Regions from separate parts of the Mus musculus genome. Here region 1 is linked to region 2. Evidence: chromatin loops called from intact Hi-C (ENCODE). Cell type or tissue: gastrocnemius. All regions are shown on one strand. Each heading gives the region's core, and the rest is flanking DNA. Links, peaks and the distances in the headings are about the cores only. Region 1 overlaps Stk4 (serine/threonine kinase 4). Region 2 overlaps Gm36090 (a long non-coding RNA gene).

Region 1 (15,050 bases), core at 6,629-11,628, 430 kb before region 2:
GTGGGTGCTGGGAATTGAACTCAGGACCTTTGGAAGAGCAGGGACATATGTCATCATCGTGCTGCTGCCCCACTGTTACCTTTTACGCTGGTTGGATGCGAGCCCTTTCACTTTGTTCCCATCCTTCAAGCTTGGTGTGGCTCTTGGGGATCCTGCGTTTCCCCTGAGGTTTGGATTACTGGGTTAGTTTTGCAAAGAGATGGTTGGCATTTTGGTAGACACTGCATTGAGTCGTGGGTCAGCCTTGAAGTATCACCATGTTAGGATTCAGCCCTGTAAGCAGTGGGCCCAAGACGATTTTTCATTTACTTAGATCTTTTATTTTTCACCGATGTTATATTGGTTGCACAATCCATATTTTGCATTAGTGTGGTTAGTTTATTCTTTAGTGGTTCCTTTTTGGTACTGTTTTAAGTAGAACACAGGTTTCACATTGTTCATTGTTAGTGTGCCGGAGTATGGTTGAGTTGCATGTACTGTGTCCTACAGTGTCACTGAGCTTGTTGTTTATTGCTAGTTTTCATTTTTAAAAAGTGCATGTGTGTGGGCTGGAGAGATGGCTCAGCAGTTAAGAGCACTGACTACTCTTCCAGAGGTCCTAAGTTCAAATCCCAGCAACCACATGGTGGCTCACAACTACCTGTAATGAGATCTGATGCCCTCTTCTGGTGTGTCTGAAGACAGCTACAGTATAATAATATAATAAATTTGTAAAAAAAACTTGATAAAAAGTGTGTGAGAGTATGTGTGTGTGTGGGGGGGGGGTTGTAGTGTGGATGTCTATGCTGTGGTGAGGTATGCATGTGGGGTTCCACCGTGTTTGATGTTTGAGAGAGGGTATTTTGTTTTTCATGGTGCAGATTCCACAAGTTCTCCTGTAGTCACCTCCCATCTCCTAGGAGGAATGTAGGATTTCAGATGGGCTTTTTTTGTTGTTGTTAAAATATTTGTTTATTTATTTATTATATGTAAGTACACTGTAGCTGTCTTCAGACACTCCAGAAGAGAGCATCAGATTCGTTACGGATGGTTGTGAGCCACCATGTGGTTGCTGGGATTTGAACTCAGGACCTTTGGAAGAGCAGTCGATGCTCTTAACCACTGTGCCATATCACCAACCCTGCAGATGGGCTTTCAAGCCTGTCTTTCACTGAGTTAGATGCCAGCATTCTAGATGTCAGATCCATGTGGGGTTGGAATTACAGATACCTGATGTGGACACCTGATGGGGATGTTGGGAACCAAATGCAGGTGCTGTGACAGAGTAAGAAGTGCTGTGTGTCACTGAGCACTCCTCTAGCCGTCCTTACTGTATAGACATTTCTTTATTTTTGGGAGAGGATTTTGCAGTATAGCTTTAGCTGGCTTGGAACTCCTAGTCCCCTTGCTTCAGCCTCCTGAAGGCTGGGATACGAGGCCTTTGCCAAGATGCCTGCTTTCTAAACCCTTCTGTAGAGTCTTTGAAGCCAGCATTGCTGTTCTGATGTCCACTTGTAGCATCTGATCATGCCAGCCGCCTCTAAGCCGTTTGGAAGGCTTTGGGTTGCAGTTAGGTTGTTCCTTAGTTTTCCCAGTGACTGCCTCAGGACTCATTCCACTGTTCAGCTGCCATCTGCTTCCCAGCTTACAGAATTTTCTGGCTCTGCTTTGCATTTTTAGATGGTTTGGGCAAGAAGTGACAATAAGATGTGTTTGTCCAGTCTGTCATCTTTTAGCAGAAATCTGCAATTAGTTTCTTTTTCTGTTTTGGAGACGGTCTTCTGTAGCCCAGGCTGGTGTTAGACTCCATCCCTCTGCCTCAGCCCCCTGGGTTAGCAGCACACGGCTATCTGTGAGACTCAGTGTGTGATGCAGCTTGGGTTTCATGTGTGAGTGTGCTGTTGCACACTGGGTGCTCACTGACCTTGCTGTTTAAGTTCCTACAGCCACAGTGTGGTGGGGATGTGTGGTAAGCGTCAGGAGCTGGAGTTTTTAGTGCGTATTTGATTTTTGTCCTTAGGATAATTGGCCCCCCCCCCAAAAAAAAAAACAAAACAAAAAACCCTTTAACTTTCAAAAGACAAGTTCTTACTGTGTAGCCCTCTCTGGCCTCTGTAAACCAGGCTGACCTCAAACTCAGAGGCCCTGCTTCTGCCTCCCGGGTGCAGAGTGTGTGCCTCATCACTCTGGGTTCCTTCCCTCCCTTTTAGGCACAGCCTCATCCTGTAGCCAAGGCTGGCCTGGAATTCCCTGTGTAGCTTGGTCTTGAAGCCTCCGTCTGTCAGGGCTGCTTAGAGTACAAGAGTGAACTAAGGACCGGCTGGGCAGGCTTAGATTCATATTCTATCCCCATCTCAGATTCATGTTTATTCATTCATTCTGTCTGTCTGTCTGTCTGTCTGTCTGTCTGTCTCTCTCTCTCTCTCTCTCACATACATACACACACACACACACACCCCTCTCAAATTTGTATTTTAAAGTTTTATTTTTGTGTGTTGGGTGCAGTGCCTTTGGAAAGCCAGAAGAGGGTGTTGGATCTTTTGGAGCTGGAGTTATAGGTGGTTGGGAGCCACATGGTTGTTGGGAGCCAAATTCAGGTCCTCCAGAAGACTAGGGAGTGTTCCTAACCACTGAGCTGGCCGGCCTGCTTGTCCTTTAGTTTCTAAAGTTTTTTTTTTTTTTAAGGAAAATCAATATCTGTCTCCATCTCTCTCTGGATTTTTATCTTTGGTGTTCTGTTCCAGCACCATATACCAGTTCATCTATACTTCAGTATTCTTCTGGGCTTTGTTTTCTATATTTGAGAGTTACCTTATTTGAACTTATTTTGGTAAAAGTATTAGATAGAATTTTTTTTAAAGATTTGTTTATTATTATACATAAGTACACTGTAGCTGTCTTTAGAAACACCAGAAGTGGGCGTCAGATCTCATTACAGATGGTTGTGAGCCACCATGTGGTTCGGGGATTTGAACTCAGGACCTTCGGAAGAGCAGTCAGTGCTCTTACCCACTGAGCCATCTCACCAGCCCTAGATGGAATTTAAGTTTAGAGTTTCATACATGACTACCTAGGTTTTAGTTTGTTTCTGTTCCTCTTCCTCCTCTTCCTCCTCCTCTTTTTCTTCCTCTTCCTCCTCTTCCTCCTCCTCTTCCTCCTCCACTGAGATAGGGTATCATTACATAGTACTGGCTGGTCTAGAACTTTGATATAGACCAGGTGGCCTTGAACTCAGAGAGATCTGCCTGCCTCTAGCTCCAAATGCTGGGGTTAAAGGTTTGTGCCACCACCCTTGGCCAGTGCTTTGTAGTTTGGGGATATTCTGTCCTTCTCACACTGGTTTGAAAGCATGTTAAATTGTCTGTGTGGCATAGAGAGCTGACGGGCTTTTGATTGTGTGCGTATATAGTTATATGAGCCAGTTTTTGGGTTTAACGCTTTCTGTTGCTCTGTTGTACTTAATAACTCTGTAACTAATTGGAGTTTAGGATACACAGGTTACATAATTCTCAAAACACTTTCCTTTATGTAGCTATCCACTTCTGGTTTAAATAATCTAGTAAAAATAACTCTGGGTATCACCATTTGAAAACATGCTGGCAAGTTTGAGGTTTCTGCTAAGGAAATGATTAAGCCCAAGTTGTTTCCTTTGTTGTTGTTGTTTTAAATTTGGTGGACAGTGTGAGGTTAGCTTAGAAGTGCCATCTGTCATTGCTCCTAACTGACATAACCTAAGTCACAGGCACTTCAGGAGTATGGGAATAGGGATGGGAGACTTGTCTGTATCTTTGCTGGGTTTGGAAGTCCTCTCCCTAACTGTGCATCAGTTGTAGCAAGATTCTGGGAAAGCGTTTACCTGCTTATTAGTGTAGTAAGTGCCATATACCCTTCTTCAAACCACAGGGGAACCTTGGGACCATTTTTTATATCTCAGCTTTAAGACGATTTTTCTAATTGCACATATAAACCAAGGGAGTGTTACCGAGTGTAAGAAGGAAAACATCTGAGTAGCTCTGCCCTCTAGCTGTGACCGTTCCTAACAGTGCTTATCACTCCAGGCTGCTCTTGTGCGGCCCTGGCGTTTCTGTTGACTGGGTGTTGCATTCTCTTGACTGTTGTTTTGTTTTCACAGAAATAAAGCTGTATTCTTCAATATTTTGTAAACTATTTCTTTTGGTGTTGCAATAGCTTACACGTTTTCCATACCTGTTTTCATTTGAAATAGAGGTTTGCTATTTAGTTCTGTCTATCCTCAAAATTAAGAGCCTTTTGCTGTGTCTCTCGTGTGTGGGCTGTAGGTGAATGTTCACTCTGCCTGCCTCTTGAGAGAATTTTTAACATGGTATTTCAGTATATACGTATGTATTGTAATATTTATTTTTCTTTTTGAGCAGGGTCTTACTAGGTATTCCTGGCTGGCCTGGAACTTGCTATGTAGATCAGAATGGCCTAGAAAGCATGCACAAAGATCTGTTTGCCTCTGCCGCCTTGGATGCTGAGATTAAAGGCTGGTCTTACTTATTTATGATTTTGAGACTAGGTTTCATTCTAGGTTCCCTGCCATTCTGGAACTCACTGTGCAGTCCAGGCTGGCCTTGAATTCTCTGAGATCTTCTTACCTCAGCTCCCTGAGGACTCAGATTACAAGTGTTAGGCACCTGTGTGGTGATTTCTTAAAAAATTATTTTTATTATTGTTATGTAACTCAGGTTAGGTGCTTAATTATTGAGACAGAGTACCGCAGCATTGTCTTGATCTTGAGCTATGTTGTTCAGGTGGCCTTTGGAGTAGCTGAGGTAGAGGTGTCCCTGGCTTGGTAGTCACTTGAACATTCTACTTTTGTGTGTATGGTTTAGGGTACTCACATGTAAGGTAAATGTCTAGAAAGATACTTGGTTAGAGAGATATAGATATTTTAAAAAAGTTTACTAAATATTGCCAGTTGGTGAGGTTGTACTTTCTCATACTCCAGTGATCAGATGTTTCATGTATGTTTTTTATTAGTACTAGTTTAAATTTAAAAAATTTTAATAACTGTATTTTAATAATTGAAAATCTTTATGGTTCTTGGCCATTTGACTTTCTTTTTTTTTTTTTTTTTTTTTTAAGATTTGTTTATTTATTTATTTATTTTATATGTATGAGTACACGGTAACTGTCTTCAGACACACCAGAAGAGGGCATCAGATTCCATTATAGATGGTTGTGAGCCATCATGTGGTTGCTGGGAATTGAACTCAGGACCTCTGGAAGAGCAGTCAGTGCTCTCAACCGCTGAGCCATCTCTCCAGCCCGCCATTTGACTTTCTTTAGTGACTCATCTGATTATGCCTCGAGTATTGTTTCTAGATAAAGGCACTGTTTTTTTTAAATGTTTTTATTTATTCCTTGAGAATTTTATACAGTATATTCTAATCATATTTTTCCCCTTTCCAGGTTCTCCCACAGCTCCCACCCACCCACCCACTACATGGGGTTTGTTGTTGTTGTTAGTTATTTAATTTTTTTGGTTTTGCTTTTGTTTCTGTTAAGAACCAGGGAGTCCAGCTTGCATTGGCCAGCTCCTCCAGAGCCTGAGGCCCACCCTGGAGTCGGGATGTTGTTCTCAGTGACACTGTTGAAGGAAACAGACTTTCCTTCTCCCAGCAGCCATCAATTGCAAATGGCTTCTTGGCTGGGGGTGGGACATTGTCCCAACTTTCTGCATGTTGTCCAGTTGTGGTGGGTCTCTGTTACTTGCAGAAACTTCTCTGGTAATGGTTGATCTACGGGTGTAGCAATGTGTCATGAGGAGTTTTATTTATTTATTTTAAAGATTTATTTATTATTTATTTTATGTATGTGAGTACACTGAAGCTGTACAGATGGTTGTGAGCCATCATGTGGTTGTTGGAAATTGAATTTTAGGACCTCGCTCCCTCCGGTCAGCCCTGCTCACTCTGGCCCAAAAATTTATTTATTATTATCCATAAGTACACTGTAGCTGTCTTAGAGACGCAACAGAAGAGAGCATCAGATCTCATTATGGATGGTTGTGAGCCACCATGTGGTTGCTGGGAATAGAACACTGGACCTTCGGGAGAGCAGTCAGTGCTCTTACCCGCTGAGCCATCTCGCCAGCCCGAGGAGTTGTTTTATTGCTGTGTCATTTAGCAGAATAAAAGAAGCAAGTGTCCCTTAGGGCTGATGACCTAGTTAGTCTCAGATCCTTGGACTCATTGACAGCATAAGTAATGGGCTCCATCCTATGGAGGGAGCCTTAATGAAATCTAAGCAAAAATTAACCGGTTAGTCTCAAACATCCGCGCCACCTTTTACCACTTGGTGTGAACACAGCAGTTTTTAATTGTTCAAACTGTTCCCTTTTCTCAGTAGTTTTCATGCTTTGTGTTGGTCTCTCCCCTTTCCCTTTTAGGATACCATGGCAAAGAGGAATACAGTAATAGGGACCCCGTTTTGGATGGCTCCTGAAGTTATTCAGGAAATTGGGTACAACTGTGTGGCAGACATCTGGTCTCTGGGAATAACTGCCATAGAAATGGCTGAAGGAAAGCCCCCATATGCTGATATCCATCCAATGAGGGTAAGGATGCAGAGAGCCCGTGGGGGGTTAGCTGCTGGTTAGCAGTAGAAAGTGGTGTGGCAGCTTCCTTGGTTACATTCTAAACAAGAAATGAAGTAATTTTCTATAATGATAAATACTGTAGGTGTTATTCTTCCCCTGGCATTAGATGTCGTAAAAAAATAATTGAGGGCTGGTGAGATGGCTCAGTGGGTAAGAGCACCCGACTGCTCTTCCAAAGGTCCGGAGTTCAAATCCCAGCAACCACATGGTGGCTCACAACCATCTGTAACAAGATCTGACTCCCTCTTCTGGAGTGTCTGAAGACAGCTACAGTGTACTTACATATAATAAATAAATAAATCTTTAAAAAAAAAAAATAATTGAATATGGTCCTTTCTTCATTCTAGAGTGTCTGCTTGACCGTCTCCCTGAAGGATATAGGCTGTAAAATACAGAAATGTATAGGCTGACTTACAAATTATATACAATATGTATATATATCTTTTAAAAGTTAAGGAACCACATTTTTAGCTTTGTAAATATATGGGCTTTCTACTTAGTCATTTTCTGTGATTTCCATTGGGTCACCAGTGTCAGACAGTGTTTTCTTCAGGTTGTTTTTGCACTTACATCACTAACCACCATTTTGGTTCATATATTATCTTTTTCATGCTTTTTTTGGTTTGTGAATCCTCAGACTCAGAGGCAAAGGCTAGTCTATAGAACGAGTTCCAGGGTAGATAAGATTACACAGAGAAACCCTGTCTTAGACTCCCCCTCCCCCACCCAAAAAGAATTTAAAGTATTTAATGTGAAACAGTTTCGTTTTTCATAAAATGGGATTTACATCATTTAAAATCCAGCAATTAAGAGTTTTTTAAAGAAAGATTTATTATTTTAAATGTGTGCTACCTTGGAGGCCAGAAGAGGGTGTCAGATCTCCTGAAGCTGGAGTTACAAGCGGTGTAAACTGCCCGACAGGAATGCTGGGAACCAAACTCAGGTCCTCTGCAAGACCACTGTGTGATAGTAACTGTGAGCACTCTCCAGCCCTAATACGGGATAACCTTGATCTTTGAGAAGGAGAATTTAAATGTGCTTGATTTTATAGCAGCCTATAGTAGCTAGATAATTTTGTTTTTTTTCAGAGAGATAATTAAGCATATGGAAAAAAGCTTAGTAGCAGAGCTCCTGCTTGGCATCCACAGGCCCAGTGTTTTAATCCTTAGTACCACAGTCTCTTCAGCCTACACACATACACACACACACACACACACACACACACGCGAAAGGATTCTCTTTTTTTTGACACTGTATGGTTTAGAATACCTGCATGTGAGCAAGGGGAAGGGGAACAGTTGTTAGACCTCTGATCAGTTGTGAGGTCGCTGAACAGGTGTTTGTTAGGCCTCTGGTTGCTGTACTCCATGTAGACATGCTTTGTGTTTAGATATATAAAATCATTTTACCAAGCAAATGTAGGTGTTTGTATTGAAGTGTCTGTCATCTTTCTTTTACCTGATCTTTTTCTTTTTTTTTTTTTAAACTAGGCAATATTCATGATTCCTACAAACCCTCCTCCCACATTCCGTAAGCCAGAGCTGTGGTCAGACAACTTCATGGATTTTGTGAAGCAGTGTCTGGTAAAAAGCCCGGAGCAGAGAGCCACAGCCACTCAGCTCCTACAGGTACACACCGCCGCGTCTCCACGCCGCTCACACACTGCTGAGTCGCTTGCTTGGAAGTAGTAATGAGGAGTAAGACATTCTGCGCTGTCTGTGAGAGAGGTTTAAAGCTGGTGAGATGGAAGGCCATAGACAATACTTAACTTGCAAAACAGAGCAGTGATGGAAGGAAGTGCGTCACCCGTGAGTTTGGACTGAAGAGCAGTAAGAAGCTCAGAAACACTTCTGTCACCAGGCAGAGGAGTGGGTGGGAGTAGCTCCAGACTAGATTCAAGCGGTGTGTGCTTGTCTGGTAAGCCTGGGAAGAAGTGGTCTTAGTGCCAGTGCAGAGCACAAGGCCATGAGCTACTCTTGCTAACGGCCTTGCTCGTCTAAGTGTATTACCGAATGCGGCTGGAGGAGAGGATGCCAGAGGCTTATGAAGGAGTCTTCTGCTCTGCAGCCTCTCATGTGCTGAGGCTCCCTTTCAGTCTGAGAGTGCTTCCAAAGGCTTGGCAAGCGGCACTTACCCAGGTGCTGATGGGGGCAGGGATGTACTGTCCCTGCAAGGAGGAAACATGGGTGCTCTCAGAATAAGTCTGGATATATAGGTAACTCCTGCAAAGATTCCTAGATGTAACTACCAGGGATTGTTGTTGCTCCACATAAGGTGAGTCGGGTAAAATGTCTTGGAGGGTAAAGGTGCCCGCCTCAGGCCTGCAACCTGAATTTAGACACTGGGACTGAGGTAGTGGAGATGGACTCTCTCAGTAAAATAAAGACAAAAGACCCTCTAGATGAGACAGAGAGAAATGGCACGGGTCCAAATGGTCATCTGTCTTCTTAGAGTCGTGAAGTAAGCGTGGCTTTGTGCCCCAGGTTTGAAGAGAAAAATTAGACCCACTGATTTATATGACAGATACTGCCAGGTTTTTATTACGTGCCATGTACTATTTTAAAGTAAATATTGTGGCCGGGCAGTGGTGGCAGTGGTGGCCTTTAATCCCAGCACTCAGGAGGCAGGTGGATCTCTACGTTCAGGACCAGCAGAGGGAGTTCCAGGACAGCCAGGGCTACACAGAGAAACCCTGTGCCCAGAAACCAAAGCAAACCGTGTCCATTGTTGTCCACTTTGTTATTTAAGCACCCGTTTGTTAAGAGTGCCAAAGGAGTGTCAATATTGCGAGACTTAATTAACGAAGCCATGGATGTGAAACTGAAGCGCCAGGAAGCCCAGCAGCGGGAAGTGGACCAGGACGACGAGGAGAACTCAGTGAGTGGCTGCTCTCTGCTGGGTCAGGGGTGTGTACTTCTTAGGTCTCGCTTGCCACAGAGGTCAGCTGAGTAGCTGGTGTAGTCAGCTCTTTGTTGAGTGCGGATGGATCTCATTCAGTGCTGCTGGGCTCCGCTGCCGGGGCTATGCTTGCTCTTTGCTCAGTGTTTCCTTAAAACACATTTTGTTATTTCCCCTGTATCATTTATCCAGATTATCTATTTATTTAAGAGACAGTGAGAGACAGAGACATCCCCTAGTTTTGAGACTTTGTTTATCCAAGCTCTTCTAAAATTCTCATAGTGTATTCTGGAGTCACCTGCACCGTTGAGATTCAAGGGTGCTTTTGGCCAGATCTGTGCTGGAAGTCAAGAGAGAAGGGAGGAGGAGGAGGCTCCATTAGATGAGATACGCAGGTGTCACATGGGTCACTTGGTGACCATCTCTGGTTAAACAGGTGCTTTTCAGCTTCTAAGGTGGGAACACAACGTACAGAGGTGTCAGATCCAGGTCTGTTTGCACCGAGAGTAACCGTGACTCAGGACGTTCAGTTAGCTCCAGTTTGAGATTCTGCTCCTTCGCAGGAGGAGGATGAAATGGATTCCGGCACGATGGTTCGAGCTGCCGGTGATGAGATGGGCACTGTCCGAGTAGCCAGCACGATGAGCGGAGGAGCCAATACTATGATTGAGCACGGTGACACGTTGCCGTCCCAGCTGGGCACCATGGTGATCAACACGGAGGACGAGGAAGAGGAAGGAACCATGAAAAGTGAGGCTCTGGGGAGACACTAACTGATCCAGTGTCAGGGTCTCGCAGCCCCTGCTGTCTGAGTTGTGGGTCTGCTGTTGTGTTGTCCTAGCTACGTCCCTTAGAGGGAGAGAGGCGCTCAGTAGGAGGGCTGTGAGGAGCAGGCGGCAGGGGAGGAAGAATGCTGGCAGTAGGCTGGGAGCTTCGTCTGAATGCTCTCATTGAGGGTTCTCCTGGAGCAGGCCATACGTACTCTCTGCTGTGATGCAGACTTTCAGTGTATTTTCACGCTAGTGTCTGTCTGGTTAGTCAAAGCTCACTGACAGCCAGTCAGGGATAATTGAGCAGATGCAAAAGTTCTGTTAAGTCTTCAGAAAATCTCTTCCTTTTCCTCTCCCTCTTTCCTTGTCTCCCCTCCCTGCCATGTTTCTCTGACCCCTCCTTTCCTTCCTCCCTTCACTCTCCCTTTCTTTCTTTGCTGGTTATTAAGTCCCTGAGCCTCACCAGTAAGCACTAGGTAAGCACTGCACCAGTGAGCCCCGCCCCCAACCGGTGCTCCTGCTGCTGGAGACTGATGCTTTTTATGTTGCCCAGCCTCACCTCTCACTTCTGGGCTCAAGCTGTTGCCTGTGGTCAGAGTCTAGGCCTGGTGTTTCCAGGTTTTGTCATTGTTTTGAGGAAAGAAAGTTATGTGCAGAGTAGCAAGACCATTTTATTTAGGCAACGCGCAGGTCAGAATACAATGCAAGAGAGCAGTAGGCCGCAGGGAGGTGCAGTCACTGCCCGAGGCTTCTTTTTGTGAGTCTAGTGGAGGGAGGGACTGGTTTCTTTTTTTGGGGGGGGGGTTTCGAGACAGGGTTTCTCTGTGTAGCCCTGGCTGTCCTAGAGCTCACTTTGTAGACCAGGCTGGCCTCGAACTCAGAAATCCGCCTGCCTCTGCCTCCCAAGTGCTGGGACTAAAGGTGTGCGCCACCACACCTGGCGAGAGACTGGTTTCTAAGAGAAGTAGTTGGGTGGTTCTCTCTGTTGCTTGATAGATTAGTTTATCTGATCACTTCCTCCTCTGTATGTGTCTCTTTCTCTAATGACACATCAGGTGGTTCCCTAGCCTCAGGCTCCAGTCTTCCACATCAGGTGTGTGCCACAGACCTGGGTTCTTCCCCTCTTTCCTGGCTGGCCTGTGACTCGCTCCATTCCTCGAGTTGGCTTAGAGTCCCACACTCTGCTCTTTACTGATCGCCTTTCCTCTCGACCTGAGGTACAGGCCATGTCACAGAGGGAACAGTTGGAGGATACAAAATAGTAACGGAGGTATAGAGGTTCAGGTTAGCCTGAACTTTGCATACGTTGAAAGGCCTGAGTTTCCTTGGTCATCAGGTTTTTTTTTTCACCCCCCTTAACTACCTACCCCCCCACCCCCATGCTAGGGATCAAATCATGGCTTCATGTGTGCCAGTCTACTGCTGAGCTGTACCTATAATATTTATGGCTTTTCTTCTAATCCAGGGATCAGCAAACCAGTGTCTCGGCCAAGCTAGACTGCCACCTACTTTGGGCAGTAAGGCTCAACTGGAACCTAGCCATAAACCATTCCTTTGTTGCTTTTGGCTGCCTCTGTACTGAAAAGGCTGAGTTGAGTACCTGTTAAAAACTGTTGCCTCAAAGGCCTAAATTATCTGCTGTCTGTTCCTTCACAGACAGAAAGTTTGTTGTCTGGCAGAACACTTGACTAGCATGTGTGAGGGGCTGGGTTTCATCCCAGGGAGAGGACACAGCTAAAGGGAAGGGAAAAAAGGTGATCAAGGAGCCCTGGGGCTTTAAACCTAAACATAGGGTCTGGAAGGGCCATCAGTGGCTGGCTGCAGCTCGGAGAGGCTGAGAACCTGTGAGCTGCTCAATCCACAACACTGGATATCTTCAGCAGTCTCAGTCTGGCTCTAAGGGCCTGGAAGATTCCCAGAGAGTCACTTGACTTTAGTCCATGATAGAAGACCAAGAATCTGGAGTCTAATGCCAGCGATGGATGGCAGTGATAATAGCTGTAGCAGCAACAGGAATGGGTGTGCCAGCAAGGAGCAGAGTCAGGCTGGCATGCAAGACTTGTTCTTTTTGCCTCAGAGCCCTCTGTATCTGGGCTGTCTGTCAGATGGTGCCATCCACTCTCAGAGAGACTTCTCTCAGTCGGCCCTTTTTGTAAATGCCCATACAGACTGACCTCAGTTGTATCTCTGACTTGGTCCCAGGTGCCATCAAGTGCAGGGAAGGACATGAGTTCTAATATTGGTGTAGGCCCAGGGTGTTGCCAAAGTATAGTAAAAGGGAATTTAACGTGTCCCTGGGGCTCCCTACAGAAACGTAGCAAGCTTGGCAGCACGTAGGAAGGTAGAGATACTCCTGAGGAGGGGCTTCTGTGTCTGCAGACATTGGCAGGGCAGTGTTCTCATGGGTCTCTACTCTTCACCTTGGAGATGGAAATCATTCCCTTTGTTTTGGGATTCAGATTAATTATCTCTGAGACTGAAAAGAATGGTAATGTTACATTGGTAGATTAACAAATTGATAAAACTTCTGGAGTGCATTCTTTATCAGCATTTAAAAAATTCAGATCTGGGCTTGAGAGATGGCCCCACAGTTAAGAACATTGCCCTTCTTCCAGAGGACCTGAGTTCAGTTCCCAGTGACTCATGACCACTTGTAACTCCAGGCTCACAGGATCCAGTGCCCTCTTGAGACTTTGAAGACACTTCCTCTCACACATGAAGAGACTCCTTGCTGTATACACATAATTAAAAACAACCCCCCAAAGAAAAGATCAAACCTGTGACCTGGTAAATTCCTTTATTAGGAACTAGGCCCAAGGAAATAATTAAAGATAAAATTTATGAATTTTCCCAGACATGCTAGTGTAGACTATTGCATATATAAAAATATTAGGTACAGTCCAGCCTTAGCTGAAATCTGAAGGGGAATTGACATTAACTAGTCATTACTTGTGTAAAAACACATTGGTCATTCTTGCTGTTTGTAGACTATGTTCAGGGTTCTCTAAAGGAACTCCTGGTCTTAGTGGTGAAGATAAAATGCCCTTGTGAGTTGTCAGCATTGAACTTGTTGTGCTCCCACTGTGCCAGCAGAGGGAGCTCCGCGATAGGATATGGATTGAAATTGCGTTCCCATTCAAATTCACCGACACCCTTTCCATGATAGCATTTATTTTGGATCAAGACTATTATTTATTTATACTTAAGATTTTATTTTATTTTATTTTATTTTATTTTATTTTATTTTATTTTATTTTATTTTATGTGTTTGAGTGTTTTGTCCATATGTATGTCTAAGCACACACGTGGCTCGTGCCTGCAGGGACCAAAAGAGGTTATTGAATCTCTTTGAACCAGAGTTACCGTGAGCTGTAGGTACTGAGAGTTGGACCTCGGTCCTCAAGAAGAGCAACCGGTGCTGTTAACTGCTGTTAGCCCTCACCTTTAAGGCTGTCTTGAGTTACCGCAGCAACACTGGGGCATGGCCTTCATATCGTTTAGTGAGGAGGTTGGATACTTGGCAGAGCTGAAGCACTTCAGCACAGCCTCTTCGTCTCAGGTTTAGTAGACTTTAGTTGGAATTGGTTTTGTCGATCCTGAGCACAGTGCCACACATAGCTTTTTAAGTGTCACCAGTTAAGGGGTCCCAACCAAACAGTGGGATAGCACTTCAAAACAAAACAACTCACAAACAGAACTGATATGGGGAAAGCTACAATATGTAGACAAACAAGTGTTAAAGATACTTTATAACCATCATTGCCTGATATATCCCGATTTTGGTTTTGGAAGTGCAGGGACGGGAACCCTGGGCTTCCTGCCTGGCCGTGTGCACTACTGAGCTGCATGGCCCCTCACTTTAATCTTGCGTGTTTTATACAGGAAGGATAATCGGAATAGCCTTTTACTGATCTGCAGAACCGCTGTGGATTGTAGGTATCGACCCTTTTGGTTTGTGCATTGCGGTTATTTGGCCCTAGCTTGTGACTTGTGCCCGACTGTTGCAGTCATTCCTAGCAGCCGGCCTTCTCCTGATGTCACACTGTTCCAGGGTTTCTTATACAGTATCATTTTTGTGTTCTTCAAGAAATTTTGCTGGGTGGTGATGGTGCACCCCTTTAATCCCAGTACTAGAGAGGCAGAGGCAGGTTGGTCTCTGAGTTCAAGGACATCCTGGTCTACAGAACAGTTTCCAGGACAGGCAGGGTTACATAGAACGACACTGTCTTGAAAAAGAAAAAGAAAAAAAGAAAAAAGAAGTTTCTTTTTACCTACACACCTTGAAAGAGTAAATGTTTAAAGAGTTGTAAAGTCTTACTGCCCACAGATGTTCTTTAATATATCATGAATTTCTTGTTCTTTGTATTATGAACTGTAGTCACATTCAGCTGTACGGTCCAGTCACCTTTGCATGGATTCCGTGACCATTATTCTAAAATAGATTCCTTGCCCTCCTTCCCCTTTTTTTTCCAATAGAGATTGCTATTTGAATTTCTTTACAATGATCTCGTATCAGTTTCAGGATCAGTGAAGCCAATTTTGCGTTATACCACTGGGATTTTACTTGATTGCTTTGAATACATAGTTCTGTCAGCAAACACGGTTCCATGGTTTACCCAGCATATCTCTAGAAAACTGAGTTTATTCACAGGCATGCTCTATATCTCTGTGTGTGCATGTGTGTGTGTGTGTGTGTGCATGTGTGTGTGTGTGTGCATTTGTCTGTCTGTCTGTCTGTGTTTTTGTTGGGGAGATCCTAGATAGGATTTCTCTCTATA
Region 2 (15,050 bases), core at 4,367-9,366:
TTTCTTCCTTTCTCTCTCTCTATTTCGTTCTCCCTTTTTTTTTCTTCGAGACAGGGTTTCTCTGTATAGCTCTAGCTGTTCTGGAACTCACTTTGTAGATCAGGCTGGCCTCAAACTCAGAAATCTGCCTGCCTCTGCCTCTGCCTCCTGAGTGCTGGGATTAAAGGCGTGCACCACCACGCCCAGATTTTCTTTCTTTCTTTCTTTCTTTCTTTCTTTCTTTCTTTCTTTCTTTCTTTCTTTCTTTCTTTCTTTCTTTCTTTCTTTCTTCTTTTCTTCTCTCTATCTCTCTTTCTTTCTTTTCTTTCCTTTCTCTTTCTTTCCTTCTTTCTTCCTTCCTTCCTTCCTTCCTTTCTTTCTTTCTTTCTTTCTTTCTTTCTTTCTTTCTTTCTTTCTTTCTTTCTTTCTTTCTTTCTTTCTTCTCCTCTTGCTCTTCTTCCTCCCCCTGAGACAAGGTTTCTTTATGTAGCCCAGGCTGTCTTGGAACTTGCTCTGTAGACCAGGCTAACCTTAAACTCAGAGATCTGCCTGCTGCTGCCTCCCGAGTGCTAGAATTAAAGGCAAGTGCCTCCATGCCCACATCTGCAAGGTCAGAACCTGCATGGAAAGAGACCTCAGAGGACTCTTACACATCTGTGAAGTAAGTGCTTCTGCTGAGCCTTTTGACCCCAGCAGCCAGAAGCCTGAGCCAATGAAGAGCCAGGCAACAGATGTGACCCTGCCTCCTCTCCTTCCTCACTCCTCCCCAGTCACACCAGTTCCCCTCAGCTTAAGTTTGGAAAGTCTTGTCAGCCCTCTGGCCACACAAGAGCCTGGCCAGGTCAGGAACAAGGCTTGCTTCTGCTCTGACGCTGCATCAGTTCTTGTCCTTTTGCTCACCCTAGTGGCCGGGAAGGGTGACACCAGCAACCCATGGCTCACCTCTGTGGTCAGAAAAATAAGGGTGCTTCTCTCCTGGGCTGATCCTGCAATCTCTGCTCACTCTTTATCCATGCACATCTTGTAGGCAGGACAAACTGTAGGCCAAAGGTTTCGTGGGTGGGTTGGTGTCCCCACCATCCAGTGGAAGTCATGCGTGGCTACAGGAAATGGCTGTTTCAGGTTCCATATCCCCTATTGATATGAGCCCCCCACCCCCATAGATTCCTGGGAGTTTCGTAGGAGACAGGGGAAGGAGGGGAAGCTGAAATCGGGATGTAAAATTAAAAATTAATTAATTAAAATAAATAAATGAAATGAATAATAGAAACGAGGATGCTTCTTGGACTCAGGAGGCAAGGGGAGAGCTTGGGGAGAGTCAAGCTCTATCTGGATATTTAAACTTTTAAATATTTAACCCATCCATCAATTAACTTTGAAGTGTATTCTTTCTCTGTAGCCTAGGCTGGAGAGGCCTGCAACCCTGCTTGCTTTAGTCTCCCAAAGGCTGAGACTCTTAAGTGTGTACCACCAGTTCCAGGTTCTCCCTGGACTTTTCCTGGAGAATCAAGAAGTTTTAGCTCTAAGGACACTTCAGGACTCTAAGAAGTTTATCTAATCAAGCACTCCTCAGAAAGCCTAGGAGGACCCCCAGCTTCCATCCGAGGCTGTCTGTATTCTTTGTCGCTGCCCTTCCCTGGCTGCAGTCCCTCCCTTGAACCTCACTGTGGTATGATAGAAAATAAAACAAAACAAAAGAGAAGAAAAACAAATATTCGAGCTCTGTCACCAGTTCCCAGAAAGGTTCTCCAGGGACTCGCCGCATTTACTGGTTTGCATATGCTAATGAGATGACTCAAAGCTGGAGCTGAAGAGCCTCCGGATGTGGGCTGGTTGCTGAAAACCCGCAGACAGGTGGTTAAAGCTTTAGCAATTTCAACCCCGCCCTTCATAATCTCCAAAGAAGCCCTGGACTCCTGAGATGGAGTTCAATTACCAATAGCCAATGAGGGACGCAGTCATACCTACGTAACAAAACCTCAGTAAAGCCCCTAGCTTGTGGGTTTGGAAAACCTCCAGGTTGGCAAACACAACCCTGTGGTTGGAGGGAGGCGCTCCCTGGAGACACCGTGGGAGCTCCCTTGCCCCGTGCGTCTCTACATCTGGACTCTTTTAGAGTTGTGTCCTCTAATTGTAACCTAGACACTGAGCGAAGTGCCTTCCTGAATTCAGCAAGGGGATTATCAACCTGAGATGGCTTGTGGAACCCCAACTTTTAAATACTCAATAGTCAAAACTAAGACTAGCCCCTGGTACTCACAGTGGTACCTCGTAAAAGCATCTGGCTTGCCAGTGGCTCAGTTTTCATCACCCAAGGCGGCAGAACTGTGTGGCGGCCACTACCTCAGAGACTGAGAAGAGTCTTAGAAGAGTCTGGCGGTTTCCAGCTGCTTCCTGAGCCCTTGGGCTGTGGGGTGGAGCCTTTGGCCGTGCATGGTGGCACACGCCTTTAATCCCAGCACTACAGGAGCCGTGGGAAGGAGCTAGTGAGCAAGCTGAGAATGGGGTTCGGTACTCTAAATCCAGGGACCTGCCTGGAACAGTTTTCTTTGGTGTGACTTTATTTAAAAGTGGAACCTAATGATGACAGAAGTCCCAAAGCCACAATCTCATAAAAAGCATGGATTTCAGTCCTTACAAAAATAGGACATCTTCAAAATTCATGGCAACCATTTCCCCAAGGCAATAACTGTTCCTTTAAAAGTATCGATCTGCTAAGGCTGTGTCATGTCTGTGTTCTATAAGTACTTATTCGCTTTTTAAAAACCTATCACTCGTGTGTATGCCTGTGCAATGTGAATGCATGTGCATTGTAAAGCACAACTCTGAACGTTGTAGTGGCAATTTTTTTTTTCCAGACTGTCCACAGCAGCTGATTGTGATTTGCCTCGTGCTCTAGCAAGGGCAGAATTTTTCCAACTGTAGATAGTTTCTGCAATTGTGTGATATTTGGAATTCTAGAGCCCCAGTAGGTGGGGTGGTGGGTTGTTGGTTGGTTGCTTATGGTTGTTGTTGGTCTCAGTTTGTTAAGTAGTCATACACAAAGAAAAAGAAAGAAGAAATCGGATATCCTGAGGGCAAGGATGAAACTTCCTCCAAGGAACTCCACATCCCAATCAGCAGGAAGTAGTCTAATGGTAACATCACACCCTTTTTCTTCTATCCTGTTTTCTCTCCCCTCTAGTGTTAAGGAGTTGAAAGGGTGGGAAAGGGGTGAAGGGTGAAAGAAAGAAGAACCCATAAAGTAGCAAAGGCTACAGAAGATTCATTCTCCTTTCACTGTGTGCCATGGGAGTCAAGCCCAAGTTGTTCAGTGTGGGAAGCAGGTGCGGCTGCATGGGCCAAGATGGCACTCTGGCCCATTGCCAGACCCCGTGAACCCCGCATGTTTACTGCCTTGCCTGAGCATGCGCAGTGAAAAAGCATGCATATTCCTCGTGATCCGGATCTGTCAGCCTATCTGTGACCTACCTGAGCTCGTGCCTGGTGTGTGTGTGATTCTGATTGGATGAGGTGGTGTGGAGCAAGATGAGGTCAGTTGCCGTGAGTATAGGAGAATAGCCCTTGCTGCAAGAAGGAGGAGTAGAAGAGGCTGCTGGGGAAAGAGCTGTAAGGGGAAAAGCACCAAGTAAAGAAGTTGCTGCGTGAACCCGCCTTGGTGTCTGTGTCGTTCTTATCTCTGTGGGTCAGAGACAGTGGCAAGTGGTGGCCCGTACAGGGAACTCATCGTGTTGGTCAGCAACAATGGTAAGTAAAGAAGCCTTTGAAGTTTTTGGTAAGAGCAGCGGTAGGAAAATTTTGGTAAGAGCAGCGGTAAGGAAATCTTGGTAAGCAGCGGTAAGTAAAGACAGGCTTCCCAGAAAAAAGGGGATGGAGCATTAAGGTTCTCAGGAATACAGACGAAGGGAATTAAAGAAAGCACAGGTCTGTCAAGTTCCCGGGGGTGGGGGTGGGGCGGGAGGGACGAAGCATTAAGGATCTCAGATATAGAGACAAAGGGAATTTCAGCACGGGGAAATTTTGGTAAGCAGCAGTAAGGAAATTTTGGTAAGCAGCGGTAGGTAAAGAAAGCATAGGCCTGACAGGTTCCCCGGAAAAAAGGGGACGGAGCACTAAGGATCTCAGATATAGAGACAGAGGGAATTTAAATGATATGGGTTCAACTGCGACTAAAATGAAAGTAAAAATGTTAGTCATCTGGAACTTGGTCAGGGCGTGCTTGAGGGATGCCAGTGGAAAGTACAATGCTGAAATAGAGGAAGGAGCAGCTGCACTTGAGGAGGCTAAGGAGATTGCACCTCAGGCTAGCCGCCGAAAACCTAAACAGCTTAGACAACAAAACAAAGATAAGAAAGAGAAAAAGGAATCTAGCTCTGAAGGGCCTACTAGTGACAGCGACGGGACTGATGGTGACAGTGATGTCTATAGTCGGATGTTCCGCTGGAGTTTGAGGCACAGTAGGTCGCCCGAACCATCAGCCCCTCCATTGCCTTCTCCTCTCCCCTATAAAGATGAGGGAGACAAAAGGGGAAAGCGTAGTCTTCATGTAAACGTCTGGAAAAATGTGCCTGCCATTTGCGGGGGCCTTCCCAGTATTTCAGGACCAACAGGGGCAACGGTATCATGAACCCCTGGATTGGAAGGTTGTACAAAGATTGAAGGAGTCAGTTTCGACTTATGGGGTCCAGGCTGCCTTTACTGTAACTCAGCTTGAGTCCCTACAGCGGTACTGTATGATATCTTTTGATTGGCAGAACCTCTGCAAAGCCGTTCTTTTGGGAGGAGGTTATTTAACATGGAAGACTGCTTATATTGAGCATGCCATTGAGCAGGCTGTGGCTAATGCTGCCCCTGGACTTCCCAATGCAGCCTGGAATATAAACATGTTAATGGGGCAAGGGAATTTTGCCAACAGTCAAACAGGTTATCCTATACAGGTTTATGAGCAGATTAATAACTGTGCTCTTAGAGCTTGGAAGATGCTATCAGGCACTGGAGACCTTGGGGCCAGCTTGTCTAAGGTGATACAGGTACCCAATGAGAAGTTTGCAGACTTCCTAGCACGACTAGTGGAGACATCCGGGAGAGTATTTCCGGATGTTGATGCTGCAATGCCACTGGTCAAGCAATTAGCCTATGAGCAGGTCATTAAGCCCTGCAGAGACGCCATACACCCTTATAGGAGCAAACCACTGGATGTATGGCTAAAGGTTTGCCGAGATGTGGTGGACACTCCACTGACCAACCAGGGGTTAGCGGCAGCTATAGTTCAGGCTCAAAGGCAGACTCCTCGTCAGGGTGGACGGCAGGGGGGATGCTTTTCTTGCGGGCAGCCAGGTCATTTCAAGTGAGACTATCCTAATAAAGGAAGACAGGAGATTCAGACAGGCGTGCGGCAGCCCAAGTTATGTCCTCGCTGTTGCAAAGGAAATCATTGGGCCAGAGAATGTCAATCCAAGTGGGATGTAGATGGTCACCCCCTAACTTCTCACTCCACAGGCGCTAGGCCAAAAAACGGAGTGCGGGGCCCCCAGCCTCAGGGCCCACAAATATATGGGGCCATGCAGCAGACTCCCACACCATGGCCGAACCTTCAACACATTTCTCGGCGCAATCGTCTACGGGCGTCCCCAGAAGAGCTACAACAGGAAGTGCAGGACTGGATATCTGCGCCACCACCAGACTCATATTAACCCCAGAAATGGGTGTGCAGATGATTGCTTCAGACTTTAAGGGTCCTTTGCCTAAAAACACAGTTGGCCTCTTATTAGGACGTAGTTCAGCAGCCATTAAGGGGTTAATTATCCATCCTGGTGTCATTGATCCTGACTATAAGGGAGAGGTTAAGATCATGGTTTCCTCCCCCAGAGAGATGTCTGCCATTTCCCCGGGAGATAGAATTGCTCAAATTTTGCTTTTGCCTAGTCACCATGCTAGCTTCCCTTCAAGTGGACTGAAAAGAGGAAATTGGGGCTTTGGCTCCACTGAAATACAAATTTGAAAGCTGGTATCCTTATGGTTAATCAAAGAGTGGATTGGTTGCAGGAACAGATGAATATTTTGGAGCAGTTAGTATTTGCTTCCTGTATTACTCATATGGCAGGAATGTGTGTAACCTCTGTTCAGTATCAGAATTTTCCAGAGCTGCAAATCTGTTGCGTGCAATTGGTGCGATGCTGCTAGGAAATTGGAGTCATGATCTCGACACAAAGATGAAGGAATTGCGAGCATCGATTGTTGCCATGAACAACACCTGTGTGGAGATTGCAACTGCAAAGCAATGGCTGGAGATCATCCAGGGAACTGTGGGATTCTTAAAAAATTGGGGAGGGATGGCCTTTTGAGCGTTCCTGTTGACTGTTGTGTGTGTAGGAATGCTTTGGTGGATGGCACGTATGCGAAGGTGGCACAGGGCTGATATGCTTAGTGCAGGCTATGGCAGCCTTGGAAGCAGGAACATCCCCCCAATGTTGGCTCAACATGCTGAATCAGTAATCAATGACAGGTAAGACCCTCACGTGCGCATACCAACCTAAGACAGGATGGCGAAAGTGAGTTTGTCACTCCCATAACAGGTAAGGATGTGGCACAGATGGGGGCAACCTAAGACAGATGCTGATCCCAGAGCTACTACTAAAACAAAAAGGGGGAGATGCGGGAAGCGGGTGCGGCCGCATGGGCCAAGATGGCACTCTGGCCCATTGCCAGGCCCGGTGAACCCCATATGTTTACTGCCTTGCCCAAGCATGCGCAGTGAAAAAGCATGAATATTCCTCGTGACCCGGATCTGTCAGCCTATCTGTGACTGACCTGAGCTCGTGCCTGGAGCATGTGTGATTCTGATTGGATGAGGTGGTGTGGAGCGAGATGAGGTCAGTTGCTGCGAATATAGGAGAATGGCGCTTGCTGCAAGAAGGACAGGGGGAAGAAGCTGCTGGGGGAGAGAGCTGGAAGTGAAAAAGCTGCTGCGTGAACCCGCCTTGGTGTCCGTGTTGTTCTTGTCTCTGCGGATCGGAGACTGTGGCAGTTCAGCCTTTGTGGCAAGCCTCTTTTCTCCTATTCCCTGAGCAGGCTCGTCAGCTGTCTTTATTTAGTTTTTTGAGCTGCAGCTAGAGGCAGGATGTAAAGAAGCATGAAGAAGGTTTGAGGCTTTCATCGCAATGTTCCATTACCCCAGGGAGACAGCCAAATTGAAGGAGACAGAGTGTTTTCTCTCCTCTGAAAGCGGGGGCTCTTCAGAATTTCATTTTGCAAACATCCATGAGAGAGAGCAAACAGTGCATCCCTGCAGCTCACCAGCTGCCTTCTGCCTGGACACGCCCCCTAGAGTCCACGCAGGAACCCATGACCAGATTCGTCATCAAGGCCAACTCCGGACTCTGTGAGATATTCGCATATGGAGGTTGCAGAGAGAAGGAAGACCACTTTTGGGGAAAATGGGTTTAGGGGAGCAGAACACAGACTAAGGCTGGGAGTGGCTGAAGGGGAAGGTCTGGGAAGAGAGATGGAGTCTAACCAGATACACAGTACACACCTGCATGCTGTCACTCAGGTATCAAGTGAAGCTCTCCAGTCTGGGATGAGGAAGTGGTCTTGTGACCTGTGAAGCTATACACTGCGACAGCCAGGCAGGAGGCGAGCCCCAGACATGATCACAGCTATCTTCCTGACATCATCAGAGCCATCACCCACTCCTTCCTTACTGATGGGAACAGAGACCCTGCACAGGGGATCTGCCATGCTACCAAGTCTTTATGATCTAGTTCTGGATTCTCCCATGTCAGCTCCAAGGGCCACAGTTGCTCATTTCTGGGATGGTCTAGGTCCTAGACTGATCTGCCAGGCATACAGGGTCCAGGCTAAGAGCATGATAGTCACACATTCCTTTCTCTTGTGGAGGCCTTGACATCTGTGCTGACATAGATGCAGAAGTACAAGGCCCTAGGCCTGTGCTGTGGCTGTCTTCTGCAAGGTCCAGCCCTTTTCCATCTCCTTCTCAAACCATCCTTCAATCCAGACCCCATTTTCTACTTTTTCCAGGTGATCACTCCAGAGTTCACTTGGTTCACGTTGTCTTATCCATGTATTCAACACACCATGGGAATAAGAACCATATGCTGCAGGTGTGTGTGTGTCCCCATACATGTGAGTGTACATGCACTCCTCATTGGTGTGTACAGCCCTCCTCCATGCAGGTGCAAGTGGATACCAGACACTGAAATCAGGATGTTTTTTTTTAAAATCACCTCTCCACATTATCTTTTTAGACAGTCCCTCACTGTCCTAGTTAGCTTTGTAAACTTGACACAGTCTAGAGTCATCTGGGAAGGGATTCTCAATTGCAGGATTGCCCAGATCAGATTGCTCTGTGGGTATACCTACAGAGGATTGTCTTATTAGTTGATGGCAGAGAGCCCGGTCCACTGCGGGCAGTACTGTCCTTAGGCGGATGGTCGTGGGGTATATAATAAAGCTAGCTGAACATGAGCCTTTGAGCAACTTAGCAAGTTTGTTCCTTCATGGTTTCTGCTTCAAGCACCTTCCCTAAACTCCTTCAATGATTGGCTGTAATCTGGAAGTGAAAGCCAAATAAATGCTTTCCTTCCTTCAGTGGCTTTGGTCGGAGTGCTTTCATCACAGCAACAGGAAAGAGACTGGAGCCCTCACTGACCCGGAAGATCACTAATTAGGCTAGCTAGGTTGCAGGCCAGCACGCCCCAGGGATCTGTCTGCTGCTGACTCCTGGTCCTGGGCTCTAGGCACACACCCCACACAATGCTTTTACATGGGTGCTGAGAGTCCAAACCTGAGTTCTGATGCCTGTACAGTAAGCACTTTATCCAGAGTCATCTCCTTAGTTCCTGGGTGGCTCTTTTCTTTTTAAAATCATTTTCCCCTAGCATTGTCTTAAATGCACATGCTCTTTTATTTTTGTGAGCGCACACACACAAGCATGCACACACTCTCTCTCACACTCATACACATGCTGTAAATGCATGCATAAGCACCTATTTTCTGCTCAGCGCTAGCTGCAGTGTTGGGGTTGCAGCCAGAATGTTAGCCCCAGGTCTCATCCTCACCTGTGTCCTCCATCTGTGCCCTTCCCATGTTGACAAAGGTGGAGTTTCTGGCATCCAGTTCTGAGCATCAGTGATGTCCAGTGTTGGTCTAGGTGCCTCTCTGAGACAGACGGTGGCACTTCCCCCTTTCCTACCTGCAGACTGAGCTCACGCAGGCCTGGAACTCACCATGAAGCAGAGACTCCTTTTGAACTTCGGATCTTCCTCTCTCCACTGCCCAAGTGCCGCCACTACCTCATGATTCCTGATTCCTGGCTTGGACTCTGGTTTCATCCCAGTGTTTGTTTTTTTAAAAGAGGTAGAGTCTCTGGCTGGAGACATGGCTTAGTGGTTAAGAGCACTGACTGCTCTTCCAGAGGCCCTGAGTTCAATTCCCAGCAACTACACAGTGGCTCACAACCATCTGTAATAGGATCAGATGCCCTCTTCTGAAGACATTTACAGTGTACTCATATACATAAAGTCAATAAAATCTTAAACGAGGGAGAGGGTTCAAGTCTCTCCAATGCAGACGGGGCTTAAACTCCTGGGCTCAGGAAATGCTTTTGTTTCAGCATCCCCAGTGGCTGGGACTGCACTTGGCTTCTCCTGTATTCTAAAGGAGAAGGGAACAATAGTTCACCCAGAGCCTCACTGACCACACAGCAGGCTTTACAAAGAGTAAATGCTCCCATTTTACAGAGGCATATGTGGAGGCATGGTGACATAACAAAGCTGGTATACAAACTTCTTGGGGCTGCCACGACAAAGTACTATTAATGGAGTGGCTTAAACAATTGGAATTTGTTCTCCAATGATTCTGGATCACAAAAGTCCTAGATGAAGACGCTGAGACAGTCATGTGCCTTCCTGCACACGACTGGTTTCATTTCTGTCTCTGTGATAAAAAATACCCTGACAAAAGGGTTTATTTTATTGTATAGCTCCAGGCTAAAGCTCACCACTGTAGGGCAAGCCAGAGTGAGAAGAGACGCAGGATCTTGTAGCAGCTAGTCACAGCCACACTCAAGAATGGAGCAGCATTAATGCATGCATGCCACATGTTTGTCTGCTTGTGCTGAGCTTGATTTTCTCCATTCTTTCACAGTCCGGGATTCCCTGCCTAGGGAATGGTGCTGCCCACAGTGGGCGGGGTCTTCTTACATAATTAACTCAAAAGAATCTTCTTCAGACATGGCCACCAGCCAACCCAGTGTAGAAAATCTCTTATTAAGACTCCCCAGGAGATTCTAGTTTGTATTAAGTTGGCGGTTAAAGTTGTCATATTGTAAGGGAAAGCTGTGTTCCAGGAATCTCTCCTAGCTTTTCGAAGTCTGCTGACTCATAGCCACATAAACCGTGTCTTCACAGAGGTGCCTTGTCTGTCTCTCAGTATAAGAATACGACTAGGGTCCACTGTAATGATTTCATTGTAATGTGATTAGTTCAGTAACATGCTTTTCTCTAAATAAGGTCACATTCTGATTGATGTCCTATAGATCAGGACTCCACCATGTCCTTTTAGGGGCACGGAGATGCACATCAGTCCGTAGTAGCTGATGAAGGAAGAGTCCAGACCTATTTGACAGACCCAGGTCTTTGTCCTTTGGTGGAAGGAAGACAGGATGACTGAGAGCTCACTCTCCAGCTGTGGTGCAAGTGTCCAATGCTAGGTCTGTCTTAACCGGGGGTTCTTCAGAACAGAAGGCAAGGACTACCAGGTGGCGATGGGACGGGAGGAAGGAGTGGAGAGGTAGCCTGCCATAGCTGTAACCTGGGCTTAGTCTCTCATGCAAGCTGGAAGATGAGCAAGACACACCTGTCAGAAGCAGTTTCCTTTTTTGTAAAGCATTGATGTCATGTTATAGGCCTCAGGAAGTTCACAGGCTTGGGCATCCTAAAGGTCTGTGTTGATTATGATCTGATGTGCTCTGAATACTGCAGGCCAAAGCTCCCACTCTGAAAACCCACACTTCAGCTCTTAGCATTTTCTCAATGTGTTGTCTATTGCACTAAAGACATGAATACGTTTATTTTCTATTATGTCACTTCCTGGAAGTAGGTCAAGGGACCCCTCCCCAACACATCAGGCATGCTACATTCTCTCTTCTGAATATGGATTCCAGACTTCTCTGGGGAGAATGCTTGCAGCCTTTTGCTTATAGGATAACCTCACTTGGTCCAGGCCTTGAAAAGCCTGCCCTCTGGTGGCAGTAGAAGGAACTGTACCCTCACAGTCTACCGGTACTTTTCCCCATGACATGAAACGTTTCTTTGGATGCCTGCTAGTTTTGGACCCTCCCTCCCTCTATCCTCCCTGCCTCTGTCCTCCCTGCCTCTGTCTCTTCTTTCTTCTTTCTGTCTTACTATTTTTCAATTCTGAGGATAGATTTCCACACTTTACACATGTCAGGAAAGCCTTCTAGCACCGGATGCAGCTCCCTAGCTTATTTTTCCTCTCTTTTGCTGAGAAACCAAGTTTCTAAAATGCAGGCTAATATGAATAATTAGCATAAGCATTACATCATCAGTACTTGTAGCAGACGATCCAGACACAGTTTCCTCTCTCACGAAGTGCTTGTTCTTATAGATGTTGAACATGTGGTTGGCAATGAACATGCTGACTGCTGGTGAACGGGCATGCAGCTATGGTGCAGATTCCACAGGAGACCTGGCTTGGGTGCAGGTGGCAATAGTGGCAGTTGGGAAGGCTGACCCCAGAAAGAGAAGTTTCAGCTGAGCTCTGAGGCGTGAGTGAGAGTTACCAAGTGTGGTGGATGAGAGCCAAAACAACACAAGGATGATTCAAGTAAGAGACGTGGGTTCAAGTGGGGAGATGAGGCAGGACGCCCCAAGTCTTGTAAGCGATGGACTGAGCTGTGGGGCAAGCTGAGGGTTTGGGGTGCTATCCTAAGACCAGGGGAAGAGTCAGGACCCTTGGGAGTTGCTATGGTTTGTATAAGCTTGGCTCAGGGAGTGGCACTATTAGAAGGTGTGGTCCTGTTGGAGTGGGTGTGGTCTCGTTGGTGTAGGTGTGTCAGTGTGGGTGTGGGCTTTAAGACCCTCATCCTAGCTGCCTGAAAGCCAGCCTTCAGATGAAGATGTAGAACTCTCAGCTCCTCCTGCACCATGTCTGCCTGGATTCTACTATGTTCCTGCCTTGATGATAGTGGACTGAACCTCTGAACCTGTAAGCCAGCCCCAATTAAATGTTGTCATAATTTATAAGAGTTGCCTTGGGGGGCTGGAGAGATGGCTCAGCGGGTTAGAGCACTGACTGCTCTTCCAAAGGTTCTGAGTTCAAATCCCAGCAACCACATGGTGGTTCACAACCATCCGTAGTAAGATCTGATGCCCTCTTCTGGTGCGTCTGAAGTCAGCTATAGTGTACTTATGTATAATAATAAATAGGTCTTAAAAAAAAAGAGTTGCCTTGGTCATGCTGTCTGTTCCCAACAGTGAAACCCTAAGACAAGAGTGAATGAAGGGGGTGGGGGGAGGCACCCAGGCAGCAGTGGTCATGGCAACTGATTAGCTGGAAGAAGACAGTATTCTTGGCTCACCAGAGAACAGTTAGGGGTGCTTTCCTAGTAGATGGCACATAGATGGTAGTTGGTAGATGGCACGTGGTGGCGAGGGACAGAAAAGACAGAGGGTGATGGTTGACTTTTCTGGCCTGAGCAATCAAGGGTGTGGTCGAGGAGGATGTCTGTGACCTTGAGACCAAGGCACCTAAGGAGCATCCAGGTGTGGGTGTTAGGTAGACACGGATTCGTCCACTCACACACCTAGGATCCTTTCTTAGGAAGAGTGTACTCGTGAGGGCTGGAAGCACAGACAAGACAGTGCGGGGGCACCCATCTGAGAGACACACATGCACATGCACGCGCACGCATACACACACACTCAGGCTTGATGGCAGAGGCAGCCAAACCACTGATCCACCATTTCTGTAAAATGGAAGTGAGGGTGAAGGCACCTGCCTCATTGGTTGTGAAGACCCCAGAAAACTTTACAATCCAGTCCAGTCAAGACTTTGAGATCATACCGGTACCGGGGTGGGGGTGGGGGAGGGGGGGGCAGCAACGGGTAGTCAGTGGTCATGTTTCAGGTGAGCATATCCTGTGTGTCCCAGGCACTGGGTCACAGCAGTGACCACAGGACCCAGTCTCCTGCCCCTGTGGTCCAGGAGCTGATGGCTTAGCGGGGGCAAGAACATCCGTGAAGGTAAGGTACGTGTTTCCAGTTGTGGTAGCTGCTATGAAGAGAGTGGTGCAGGTCACAGGGCAAAGAGGAGCTAGGTAGCTGTGGATGGATGCAGGAGTCCCATACCCAGCCCTGGGGGTGGGACAGCAATTAGATGTGAAACTCTCACTAACAAATAATACCAGGTGAAACCTGATACCAAAACACATGGAAGGCCAAGAGAAAGTTTCCAAAACTCATTAATTAATTAATTAATTAATTAAGGCAGGGTTCTCACGTGACCAGCCCAGCTCCACACATGCTGTGTAGTGGGCGAGAATGGTCTTGAACCCCCGATCCCAGGCTAAGGAAGAGCGGATACACAAGGCTTAGAAGGTCCTTATTCTTCAGTGCAGAAGAAAGCAGGCAGGGGCTGGATTCCAGGTCTGGCTCAGTTTCAAAGGGCCCGGGGTCACGCCATCTTGTTTCATTCTTTGAAGTCTCTCCACCACTGTGAAGGTGAGGGCAAAGCATCGAGGCACAGGGAGGATGAGCAGCAATGGGGCTGTCCCAGTTCCAAAACTCCCCGGTTCAGTTCCCACATCAGGCAAATCACAGATGTCTGTAACTATGGCTCCAGGGGAGTCTGGTATCTCTGTCCTCCACAGGGGTCAGAGGACGTGCACTCACATGCACACGAACACACACACACACACATGCACACACACACGCACACACACGCACACGCACACACACGCACACGCACACACAAAATAATAGTAAATATTAAAAGTGGAGGGGGGTGTGAGCAAAGGCTCCCCCCCCCCCCTTTTATCTCAGTTCTAACCCCGTCTCCCAGACGGAATGTGGTGAAACAGGGGTGGATGCTTTAATCCTGAGTTACAAAACAGCAACAGAACAAAGAAATCAAGAAATCAAGGCTACCTTGGGCTCTCTTTTATGGTGGTTTGGGACATGATAACCTTTGCAGCCGTGTAGTAACGTAGATACATTGCCCTAAAGACCCATTTTATGTTCATGCCCCCCAGACTCTCGTGAAACAACCCGCAGTATGTTGCAGCCGTAGCCCGCCCCAGGGCACTGTGCTGAGCCGTCTGCTCTCAGGGTGAATGGGCCTTTTATGTTTCCTCTGTGATGTGGGGTTGATAAACCCTGCTCTGCTCAGGGCTCTGAAGCCACAAGGAGAAGATAAACTTACTGAGAGGGTATGCGGGAAGAAACAAGGGTTTGGGTTTTGTTTTTCTTTTTTACCAGCAGTGGTGGCGCACGCCTTTAATCCTAGCACTCTGGGGGCAGAGGCAGGCAGATCTCTGTGAGTTTGAGGCCAGCCCTGGTTCACAGTGGGAGTTCCAGGACAGCCAGGGCTAAGCAGAGAAACCACCATCTCTGGTGCACCAACTTTAGTCCTCAGCTCTGCAAAAACCTGGAGTGGCAGTTCTCATCACTTGGGAGGCAGAGGAAGGAAGATCGGGAGTTCAAACTCACCCTTCTCTGAGCAGCAGCTCAGAGGTGAGGCTGGGCCACGCAAGACCCCGTGAAGGTAAAATGAGGGGCCAGAGAGAAGATAAGCAGTCATGAGCTCTTGTCCTTCTTACAGAGGACCCAGGTTCAGTTCTCACAACCCACAGCGCTCACCACAGCCACCTGAATTCCATTGGTCCGGTACCCTCTTCTGACCTCCACGGGCATCGGAAAACCTGTAGTGCACAGATAAACATGCAGACAAAGCACTCAACATACCAAATAAATTAAATAAAGCTTAAAAAAAAAAAGGTTAAATAAGAATACTCACAGCCTTTTTGTCAC

Evidence for each region. A loop is a pair of places that touch in the nucleus more often than their neighbours do. Peaks named below come from ENCODE experiments on the same cell type or tissue, not always from the same donor. Only the 100,000 strongest peaks of a DNase experiment are listed, where the experiment ranks them.
Region 1: it touches region 2 in a loop (4-fold over the local background); 5 of 42 quality-filtered maps call a loop at or near these places.

What each region holds. Positions count from the first base shown.
Region 1 is chr2:164,090,345-164,105,394 of GRCm38, forward strand. Stk4 (serine/threonine kinase 4) reads left to right here. Exons shown (of 11, transcript NM_021420.4): 6 at 6,395-6,562; 7 at 8,095-8,232; 8 at 9,353-9,481; 9 at 10,066-10,252. Among named protein-coding and RNA genes, the nearest start is that of Stk4, 24 kb to the left of the region's middle. In gastrocnemius, for the core only: no CTCF peak of the experiment used is centred there; a DNase peak (open chromatin) is centred at 8,700.
Region 2 is chr2:164,520,140-164,535,189 of GRCm38, forward strand. Gm36090 (a long non-coding RNA gene) reads right to left here. Exons shown (of 6, transcript XR_375205.4): 5 at 14,730-14,941; 6 at 12,050-13,734. Among named protein-coding and RNA genes, the nearest start is that of Gm36090, 22 kb to the right of the region's middle. In gastrocnemius, for the core only: no CTCF peak of the experiment used is centred there; no DNase peak of the experiment used is centred there.